Linked DNA regions of Homo sapiens: region 2 is linked to region 1. The links are chromatin contacts, found by Hi-C or POLR2A ChIA-PET in ENCODE. All regions are on one chromosome and are shown on one strand. Each heading gives the region's core, a stretch centred on a gene start or an enhancer-like site at or near the end of the contact. The rest is flanking DNA. Distances are from core to core; before and after follow the strand shown. Region 1 holds the start of HOMER1 (homer scaffold protein 1). Region 2 holds the start of MSH3 (mutS homolog 3).

Evidence for each region. A loop is a pair of places that touch in the nucleus more often than their neighbours do. ChIA-PET counts read pairs that join two places held with the same protein, here RNA polymerase II (POLR2A). Pooled maps may share reads with other maps.
Region 2: a map of CD8-positive, alpha-beta T cell shows a loop between it and region 1 (22-fold over the local background). The contact joins the promoter of MSH3 here to the promoter of HOMER1 in region 1. A Hi-C loop is called at or near these places in 6 of 168 maps with a recorded cell type or tissue (CD4-positive, alpha-beta T cell, CD8-positive, alpha-beta T cell, ascending aorta and 1 more), 3 of 37 single-sample maps with no recorded cell type and 19 of 50 pooled maps. POLR2A ChIA-PET finds 5 or more read pairs at or near these places in 1 of 52 experiments (activated CD4-positive, alpha-beta T cell).

What each region holds. Positions count from the first base shown.
Region 1 is chr5:79,511,259-79,516,526 of GRCh38, reverse strand. HOMER1 (homer scaffold protein 1) reads left to right here and starts at 2,393. Exons shown (of 9, transcript NM_004272.5): 1 at 2,393-3,757. The coding sequence starts at 3,753. RefSeq lists enhancers at 1,671-1,860, 1,569-2,116 and a silencer at 2,111-2,820.
Region 2 is chr5:80,652,008-80,657,275 of GRCh38, reverse strand. It overlaps MSH3 (mutS homolog 3), which reads right to left and starts at 2,624. Exons shown (of 24, transcript NM_002439.5): 1 at 2,312-2,624; 2 at 745-865. The coding sequence starts at 2,548. It overlaps DHFR (dihydrofolate reductase), which reads left to right and starts at 2,293. Exons shown (of 6, transcript NM_000791.4): 1 at 2,293-2,872; 2 at 3,219-3,268. The coding sequence starts at 2,787. RefSeq lists an enhancer at 2,003-2,771 and silencers at 2,189-2,798, 5,032-5,268, 5,252-5,268.

The DNA.
Region 1 (5,268 bases), core at 1,144-3,643:
GGAGGTGGAGGGTGCAGTGAGCCAATATCGTGCCACTGCACTCCAGCCTAGACAGCAGAGCGAGACTCCGCCTCAAAAAACAAAACAAAACAAAACAACGTAAAAAACTAGGGTGAGCGCTGTGGGTAATGCCTGTAATCCCAGCACACTGGGAGGCCGAGGCGGGTGGATCACCTGAGGCCAGGAGTTCGAGACCAGCCTGGCCAACACGGCGAAAACCCATCTCTATTAAAAATACAAACATTAGCCAGGCGTGGCGGCGCGCGCCTACAATCCCAACTACTTAGGAGGCCGAGGCACGTGAATTGCTTGAACCTGGGAGGCAGAGGTTGCAGTGAGCCGAGATCGCGCCACTGCACTCCAGCCTGGGCAACAGAGCGAGACTCAGTCTCAAAAAAAAGACTTAATATTTCAAACTTCAAGCAAGATCATAATTTTATAATGTGAAGATGACCAGAGTGTTTGAATCAGTTACAAATGGGTCTTTTTTGTTGTTGGTGGTGTTCTTTAATCTTGGACTCCTAACTTGAGCAAGAAAATGTAAATACAGAAAGCTGCAAAACCAATGTTCCTTAATTAGGAACCATGTGAGTAGTTTAACATTACAAACAGTTTCTAAAAGTCACACGTGGTATACATTCTAACGAGTTTTAGCTTCTTTTATTTAAACTGCGTTGATATTGATCTATAACTTTCCTAATAATCACTTCATAGGTTGGTAATCCTATGTTTTGGATTTTCCAGGTCACTTCAGATTCAAATATTTTTTCCTAACGTCAAATGGTGTGTCTAGATTTTGGTCTGGAAAACAGGGTCACTAAATTTGTAGACTAACTTGAAACAGTATTGGCCTTTGGCAATACGCAGCAATTCTATTTCTTGGCCATGCTTATCAAGTTAAGTAAAATAAAATCAAAGTTCACTATATGATTTACCTAATTAAAAAATTGTTTTAACCTAATTACTTTAAAATAATTTAAAAACTCTGTAGTAATTTACAATGTAAAAAGCACTCATAATATGGTGTTTATAGACACACATAGCTAGTAAACCTATAGACAGCTACTCACCCTTGCCATACAGAAAATGCAAAACACACTTAAGAGATATTGTAATTACATATTATGTGGTCAAAACTAAAGAAGACGAAAATATGCTTGTGTTAATGAAAAAGGATTTGGTGCTCTTTCTTATTTTTAATTTTTAAATTTTAATTTAAATTCCACAGACTGAAACCCATATACTTTTTCTCTTTCTTGTTTTACTGGCTGGAGCCAAGTGTCATGGAACTCATATTCTTGATGAAGAGAAACTGAGAGGACACACTGGCATTTGCTATACGTGAACTAAGATTGACTCATTTTCCTATGTCAAAACTGCTATTTTGCAAATAAAATTACTATCCTTTATAACATTATTTCGTTTGCTTATTGCTCTGCTCTTTATTCTTTCGTGTTTCAGGTAACCACTAACAAAAAGTTTAAAAGTCGACTATGTCCAGAATGGCACTCTATAATTGAAAATTTAGGTGATTTTTCCGAAGTCCTGTTGGAAGCACATCTACCAGCAGTGTGATCAGGCTCTCCCTCCCACATTTCCCTGCTAGTCAGGACAAGAGAAGCCCGGGGGTGCTGCTGCAATAGCGGTGGGAGTGGGAGATAGGCTATTACCCGCTTGACACTGCACTTTTGCTACGAATGATTCACTCAGGTTTGGCACATTTGTTGCAAGGAAATCTCCTCCTCCCGCCGCTTCCTTGTTCGAGCTCCTCTCGGGCTGTCTCCTGTGCTTTGGCCTTTAAGGAGAAGTGAGAGCAGGTGGGCACACAGGAGCTCGCCGAGTCCTCCTCCCCCTGCTCCTTCCCTAATTTAGCAGTACTTCCGGCCGCGTGACATCATCCCCCGCACCTCGGTGACGTGAGCTGCGGGTGACGTGTGTGCGGAGAGAAGCGCGCTGACGTTGCTATTTAAAGGTCCTCCTGCGGGGAGGATGGAGACACAGCGCGAGCACCTGGTGTGGGGCGCGGAGGAGGCTGTGGCGGTCGGGAGCGGGGCCAAGAGCCAGAGGAGGAGCAGAGCGCACGGCCAGCCAGCCGCCAGCCTCTAGGGGAGGGGGGAAAAGAAGGACGAACGGACTGAGGGCCTGCCGCCGGCCCAGCTCCCCACGAGGGCCGCTCGGCCCCCCACCATCAGCCTCTCCGCCGCCTTGCGGCTGCTGCTTTCTCCCGCGGCCCGCTGCTCGCAAGGCCCGTCGGGCTCCCGGGACCAGTCCGCGCCCCAGCCCCCGGCCGCGGCTCCGCGGCGGCCACCGCCTCCCGTCCCTTCCCGCGAGCAGAGGGAGGGACCGCCCTCGCTCCCCGTTCTCTCCGCCCCCTTCCCGCCCCCCGCAGCCCACTCTGCCGCCGCGCTAGCTTCACGCCGGCGGCGCTGACCGGGAAAGCAGCACCCTCTTCTCTGCCAGCCGGCCGGCCGGCGGAGGCGGAGGCAGCGGCAGGCTTCAGGCCGCCGGGGCTGGCGCTGCTCTGCCCGGCGGTAGCCGGAGGCGGGCGCTGATGGAAGTGTGAAGAGGCGGCGGCGGGGCCCGGGGAATGTGAGGCGGCGCGTGGCGGCGGCGCGGAGCGTGAGAGACGAGGAGTAGGGGTGGGGGCGCTGGAGCGGCGGCTGCGCTTCGGCTTCGAGCCCAGCTCTCCTGGCCCCAACGCGGGCTTAGCCTCCCGCCTTGGCTCGGGCAGGCGCCCGTCGACCCTTCGGCCCCTTTCGCCCGCCCTGGAGCTGGGGGCAGGGTGCCAGTGGAAGCGTGGGGCTTGGCTCTGTGATTCATTCATTCTCCGCCGACGGGAGCCTCAGACCCGCTGTGCTCTGAAGAGAGGAGGGAAGAGGGGGCAGCCGCGAATGAAGGGCCGGGCACCAGCCGGGCTCCATTGTGCTCGGCGGCGGGGGGCGGGAAGGGGCTGAGGGAGGTGGGATCGGGTCCCCTCCTCCAGCTCTCCGGCGTGCGCTGCGCCCCCAGCCTGCTGCCAGCCTGGAAATGGCTCCGTTTATTCTCTTCGGGAGAATGAATCGATCCTGCCTAGCCTTCTCTTCGTCCTCCCCACCTCTTCTCTGCTCCGAGTCTTAGGAGGAGAAACATTTAAAAAGACAGATTCCAATGTGGAGTGCCGTGCAGGTTGCGAGCTGCCGGGTTTGCACTTCGAGGAGATTTTCCTGTGTAGTTTTTTTCCTAATGTGAGCGCAGGGAAGCCGTGGCATTACTGCTTTTGGGATTTTTATTCACGTGCACGTCGCGTTTGGTTGCTCGCTCCACCCCCGGAGACCTGGTGTGGTGGAGAAATTTGAACCCGCAGCCTTAGCTCCGAAAAGGCCGAGTTACCTGGCTCTCCCTGAGTGTCGAGGAGGACATGAGTGAAATGACCAGCGAACTCATTTTTTATAGGACTCGGTGAAGCCGGATTCTGCATTTCCCTACTTGTAGACTCATTTTGTGGAATAGAGTTGATCGCTGTCTCCTCCGCAAAGCATTTTAACTCGAATAAGCAAATGCCGCCTCTGTTTGAACGTTTTGGTATTTACAAGAGAGAAATCATTTTACCTAAGAGAACTAATTGAATTGGCAGCATCCTTGAAATACCTCCGGACAAGGATCTGGGGGTGGGGGTGGAAAAGCAACTGCGAAATAGCAGACGGAGAAATTCCTTTGGAAGTTATTCCGTAGCATAAGAGCTGAAACTTCAGAGCAAGTTTTCATTGGGCAAAATGGGGTAAGGATTTTTGTGCTTAACACAGCTTCGAATCTGTTTATGTATGTGTATTATTGAGCGGTGGTGGTGATTGTGTTTTGTGTTTTCAAACAAACTTGCCACCTTGCTAAGCTGGTCATACTTTAAAGAAATAGGCATGCTAACCTTTTAGGTTATTTTTGCATTTTTGTAGAGCGGTACCAGAGGTCATAATTTAAAAACACATATATCGTTTGTAACTTGAATATGGATTTGTGAGTAATGTTTACAAAGACAACGCATTCTACACTTTACTGGTCAGACTGCTGCATCAGTTTGTAATCAAAATCACATTATTTTAGCTTTTGCTGACGGTTATCTTTCAAAGAGAAGTACTGCATTCTCTCAGTACTTTTAGATAATCAGTTGCACAAAGGAACGATTTTAATGAGTGGTTAGACAACAGTCCTTGAAAGTGATCCAGAGTAAATTGTTGCCCTCACCGTGCCCTCTGTCTTGTCCTTGAATATTCAAAGCTAAAATGTATAGAATTGATTTACTGGGGCGTTAAAACGAAAATCTGAAATTCAGTCTTACTGATGCGGTCACCACGGTACGGGTGCATTTCGTAGGAAAAAGCTTTTTGTTTAAGGAACTTGTTCACTCCTTTTGTTTTTCGCTTTTAAGCTCAGCCCTTCAGTTTGAGTTAACAGTATCAGATCTACACCTTCCTTCGGACCCAGAGCCAACTGAGAGTGCATTTTCCAGTCTTTTATTAACTCTTCACACTGTGGGTTGATGAAATGCTAGTGACACTTCCTAATTTAAGCTGGAAACCCATAATATATTAATGGAGCAATCTGATTTCATTGACAGGTTGTCACTGCTTTTTGGCAGAAGAACTTCCAGAATTTTCTCTTTTTGTGTGTGTGTGGTTGAACAAACACATCTGAAGTGTAGTTGAGGGGCATGTTTTAAAGAATGGACTCTGCAATTCATCGTGATGGTTTAGGTGTGTACACACGCTTGAAACTTTCTGAGGAAAGTTCTTGAATAGTACCTTCCTTTTGGAGTTAGAATTTGAAGTTTAACATGCATAACTTTGAAAATTTAGAGCATGTTGTAGGAGACGTTCCTCAGAAATTAATGACAAAGTTATAATGGTTTTAAAAACTTGAATGACAAGTGATGAGAATATATATAACTTGCATGATTTGGGGGTACCGCTAAGAGTAATTAAAATACCTCATTCTATTTCTAGCGCTGCTATTAGTAGCTTAGTGATCTGAGGCAAATTACTTGACCTCTGTGGACTCTATTTCTTACCTGTAAAATGAACGATTTAGAGATGACTTAAAGATTTCTCCAAACTGTAAAAAACGAATTGCTTTCTTTTTATTCTCCTCCTCATTTTAATGATCACTAGTTGGTTTCTGCAAGTCGATCTTTCTGATGGAGACCTTTTTCACTCTAAGCAGTTTAAGCGCTTAACGCTGAAAAATAATGGCATTTGAAAAATGTTTTGGATGAATTGCACCAATTTTAAATGAGAA
Region 2 (5,268 bases), core at 1,375-3,874, 1.1 Mb before region 1:
GGAGATGGGATTTCACCATGTTGGCCAGGCTGGTCTTAAACTCCTGACCTCAGGTGATCCACCTGCCTTGGCCTCCCAAAGTGCTGAGATTACAGGTGTGAGCCCCTGCGCCCAGCCTAGGCATGCTGTTTTTATTCAATGCCTTTTACATACACAAAGAGCAGCTCTAAGCAAAAAAAAGCGGGGAGAGTAGATCTGCAGGTCCTGATACTGAAAATTGTTCAAAATTTTCTATTAAGTAGAAAAAGATAGTAGCAAATTAGTATAGAATATAATATAATCTGTAAAATATATTTAAACTAATTTTTGAGCTTATGACTATGCACATATACACATGTACAAATTTTTAAAATCTGGAAGTATATACAGAACACCAATAGCAGTGGGCCTCACTCAAAGGGAGGGATTATGGGGTCTATCACTGCCTACCTTCCACATTTCTGTACTGTTTGAAATTTCTGTAGCAAGAATGTTTTAATTTTATAACCAGGACAAAAATAGCTAGAAGGAATAAAGGAGAAAGTTGGGAGAACTACAGCTAAATTGCAGAATTGTAGCTCTACCATCCCCTTAACCTCCTATACACATCACCATCACCTATAGGGGGCCACTCTGCTCAGGAACAAAAGGGACCTTTCTCCACAAAGAAAAAAGACACAATTCTAATACGCTCTTCTGCCCTCTGGAGAATTCCAGAATACCAGAGCCATGACTGAGGAGAAAAAAGAATCCCCCACAACTCACCAGAGTTGCCAGACATTCCCAGATCACTTCCTCCTTCCTTTTGTTGGACTTTCTTTACTTTCTTTTTAACAGGCCCATCATTTTCCAATGGTCTCTTCTTTCTTCTGTCAATTTCTGTAGCCTATATCGGGAAGGTTAGAAAATGATGTGTTATCTCTACTCTGAGAAGGCCTGACGTATGTGAAGCAATTTAAACCTTACAACTGAATGACAAGGTTCCTTGCCATCCACTCTTCAAAGAATCCTCTACTTTTAGCTCTGGAAAACCCTATGGGTGAACTGTTTTTAACACCATAAAAGACAAGGTAGAGTCTGATAGTCAGGAGCCTCAGCAACTCAAGCCGTGTTTAGAATTAATTGAAACCAAGGCTGCTACCGGTCTTGATTCAATGAGCCTTCAGCTTTCTCTAATTATAAAACTTGAATCACCCTACTTACATATGCTAAATAAAATACCTCTAAGAAATAAACAGTTATGTAGCAAAGGCACAGAGGGGAAAAGATAGGTAATAAAAGAACAGTATCATTTTTGACATGTTCACTGCAATTTAAGTGTTTCCTGTTTAAAAGGTTTATGTTCATCACTAAAGATGTGACAAGATTATGAATTTTTTCTTGGCAGAAAACTTGCCAAAAGCATACATAAGTCCTTCACCAGCTACCCTTTAAATGGTGGGTGCAAAATTTTGGTGAATTCATGAAAACGTAGCTCGTCCTCAAAAAAAACAGAAGAGGAGTAATCATTTTAAGGGAGAAATATATACGAAAGGAACAAGATTTTGAAGCACCCAAGCTGCCACCTACATTAAAACACGGTAGGTGGCTAAACACCAGTCTTCAATGCCCTTCCACAGCCTCAATCTGAAAAATACTGTGCAGGTGACCCAAGTGAGGGGTCACCCTTGGGCTTTTCCTGTGGCAGTATCTCTGGTTTAAAAACAAACAAACGTACTTATTGCGTTGAAGGATGGCAACAGGAAGGACTCCATGATTAGTCACATCTATACCATCCTAAGAAACTTTATCCACCCAAACTGTATTTCAGACTTTATAATCTAAACTACAAAAAGAGTTCACTGGGGAACTGCACAATATGACTGCTTTTAACCGTAGTGATTTCAAATATTGAGCCATGCTGTTGCAGTCTTAAAAACTGGAGACCTAAGGGCAGCTTTCTTCTAGTCACCCAATCCAGCACTTTTTTAAAAAATCAGTAAAACTCTTCGACCACCAAGGAAAAAAAAAAAGGATGGAGGTTAAAAGACGCACCCCTTGCCCACAAGCCCCCTCATCAGAATGGGAGTCAGGAGACCTGAGTTCCTGTCTCAGGCCTGCCATTAAAAACCTGCATAACCTTTGCCTATCTCCTCAAACGGAAGTACTAAAACCTCAGCGCTTCACCCAATTTGTAGCCCCGGCTGGGCTCTTCCCACCTTCCCCTTCTTCAGCCCGCCCCTTCCTCCTCCAGCCCTATCATCGGGCGGAGGGTCCCCGCCTCCGCCCGCCTTACCCACAAGCCCCGCCCCCCCAGCCCCGATGGCCCTGCCCAGTCCCAGACAGAACCTACTATGTGCGGCGGCAGCTGGGGCGGGAAGGCGGGAGCTGGGGGCGCTGGGGGCGCTGCGGCCGCTGCGGCCGCTGCAGCCGCTGCAGCGCCAGGGTCCACCTGGTCGGCTGCACCTGTGGAGGAGGAGGTGGATTTCAGGCTTCCCGTAGACTGGAAGAATCGGCTCAAAACCGCTTGCCTCGCAGGGGCTGAGCTGGAGGCAGCGAGGCCGCCCGACGCAGGCTTCCGGCGAGACATGGCAGGGCAAGGATGGCAGCCCGGCGGCAGGGCCTGGCGAGGAGCGCGAGCCCGCGGCCGCAGTTCCCAGGCGTCTGCGGGCGCGAGCACGCCGCGACCCTGCGTGCGCCGGGGCGGGGGGGCGGGGCCTCGCCTGCACAAATGGGGACGAGGGGGGCGGGGCGGCCACAATTTCGCGCCAAACTTGACCGCGCGTTCTGCTGTAACGAGCGGGCTCGGAGGTCCTCCCGCTGCTGTCATGGTTGGTTCGCTAAACTGCATCGTCGCTGTGTCCCAGAACATGGGCATCGGCAAGAACGGGGACCTGCCCTGGCCACCGCTCAGGTATCTGCCGGGCCGGGGCGATGGGACCCAAACGGGCGCAGGCTGCCCACGGTCGGGGTGGCCGACTCCCGGCGAGAGGATGGGGCCAGACTTGCGGTCTGCGCTGGCAGGAAGGGTGGGCCCGACTGGATTCCCCTTTTCTGCTGCGCGGGAGGCCCAGTTGCTGATTTCTGCCCGGATTCTGCTGCCCGGTGAGGTCTTTGCCCTGCGGCGCCCTCGCCCAGGGCAAAGTCCCAGCCCTGGAGAAAACACCTCACCCCTACCCACAGCGCTCCGTTTGTCAGGTGCCTTAGAGCTCGAGCCCAAGGGATAATGTTTCGAGTAACGCTGTTTCTCTAACTTGTAGGAATGAATTCAGATATTTCCAGAGAATGACCACAACCTCTTCAGTAGAAGGTAATGTGGGATTAAGTAGGGTCTTGCTTGATGAAGTTTACCAGTGCAAATGTTAGTTAAATGGAAAGTTTTCCGTGTTAATCTGGGACCTTTTCTCTTATTATGGATCTGTATGATCTGTATGCAGTTCCCAAGGTTCATTTACCATTATTAAAAAATTTTTGTCTTAGAAATTTTATGTATGTCAACGCACGAGCAAATTATCAGGCATGGGGCAGAATTGGCAGCTGGGTGGAGGCTTCGGTGGAGGTGAGCACTCCGAAAGGAAAACAGAGTAGGCCTTTGGAACAGCTGCTGGAAGAGATAAGGCCTGAACAAGGGCAGTGGAGAAGAGAGGGTAAAAATTTTTTAAGGTTACATGACCCTGGATTTTGGAGATCTCGAATTTAAAGGTGATGCACCAGGGATGAACGCTCAGATTTTCAGTTTGAAAGCTGGCGTGACATGTAAAGGAGTGGAGAATAATGTACCATTGTAATGATGAGGCGCCTCTAGGACATCTAGGATAATTTCAGGCGTGGGGATCTAGGTGAATTGAACTGTTGGAGGGAAGGGAATAACCAAGGAAAAGAATGTGGGGGTTGAGAGATGCCCCGTTTAAAACCTAAGAGACCTGGATATTTATGGTTGTAAGAGGAGGCATGGCAGAGGAAATGGAAACAGTAAGAAAGGAGCAGATGCTGCATCTCTTTAATGGGACAGATACAAGGCATTTGGGTTTGACACTTAGGTCACTGGTAGAGATGATGACAAGAGCCCGTAGCTAAAGAATTGATAAAAGCCAGTCTCAAAAATCCCAATATAGTCTGGTAATGTTAATGTTTCTTTGGTTCAGATAGCTGACTCTCAAAGTTATTTTCCTAAGAAACTGAACCAAAAGTGGACGCTATATGTAAAAAGTTTTTATAGAAGTGTTATAAGAGTAGGATAGAGACATAATTAAACATGTTTTAAGGTAATTGAGTGGAACATTAAGCACCTATTTTTAAAAGTATGATTTAATATCAATCTACAAAGTACACAAATATAATACAATTGTATCAGACAGTTGTGACAGCACTGATTAGAGGCTGAACATTATTCTAAGTCTTTAATTCCCACAACAACCCTAGAAGCAGGAACTATTGTTATCTCTATTTTATAGATAAAGTAAACCACAAGGGGTTAACACGTTTTGTCTTGTGGGTGACAAAATGCATTCAACTTGAGCACTTTGACTCAGAATCTTTTTTTTTTTTTTTTTTAAGAGGGAGTCTTGCTCTGTCGCCCAGGCTGGAGTGCAGTGGCGCGATCTCCGCTCACTGCAAGCTCCGCCTCCCGGGTTCACACCATTCTTCTGCCTCAGCCTCCTGAGTAGCTGGGACTACAGACGCCTGCCACCACACCTGGCTAATTTTTTGTATTTTTAGTAGAGACGGGGTTTCACCGTGTTAGCCAGGATGGTCTCGATCTCCTGACCTCGTGATCTGCCCATCTTGGCCTCCCCAGAATCTTTACTATGTCATACACAATTGCAAATGATTAAAACTAAATATTGGATATAAATTGGATAATGCCAAAGGGAAAAATAGTTAGATTTAGGTAATGAGTGATAAGTATGAATTTTGGTAAGACTTTTAAGTTCAGTTTTTTAAAGGAGATCTCTGCCAAACCCCAAAAACAAAGAGCCCTAACATCAGCCTAACCAGATTTCAAATTTCATCTTTTGGCGGTATGCATTTTTAACAGTCACCCCTCAACTAACACATCATCCTCCCTCAACTCACATTCTACTAACCCCATCAATGCAACTCCCTGCCCACCTTACTCAACATATACACCGCTGCTAGCCCCATACCCCGAACCAACCAAACCCCAAAGACACCCCATACGGTTTATGTAGCTTACTTCCTCAAAGCAATACACTGAAAATGTTTCGACAGGCTCATACCACCCCATAAACAAATAGGTTTGGTCGTAGCCTATTAGCTCTTAGTAAGATTACACATGCAAGCATCCCT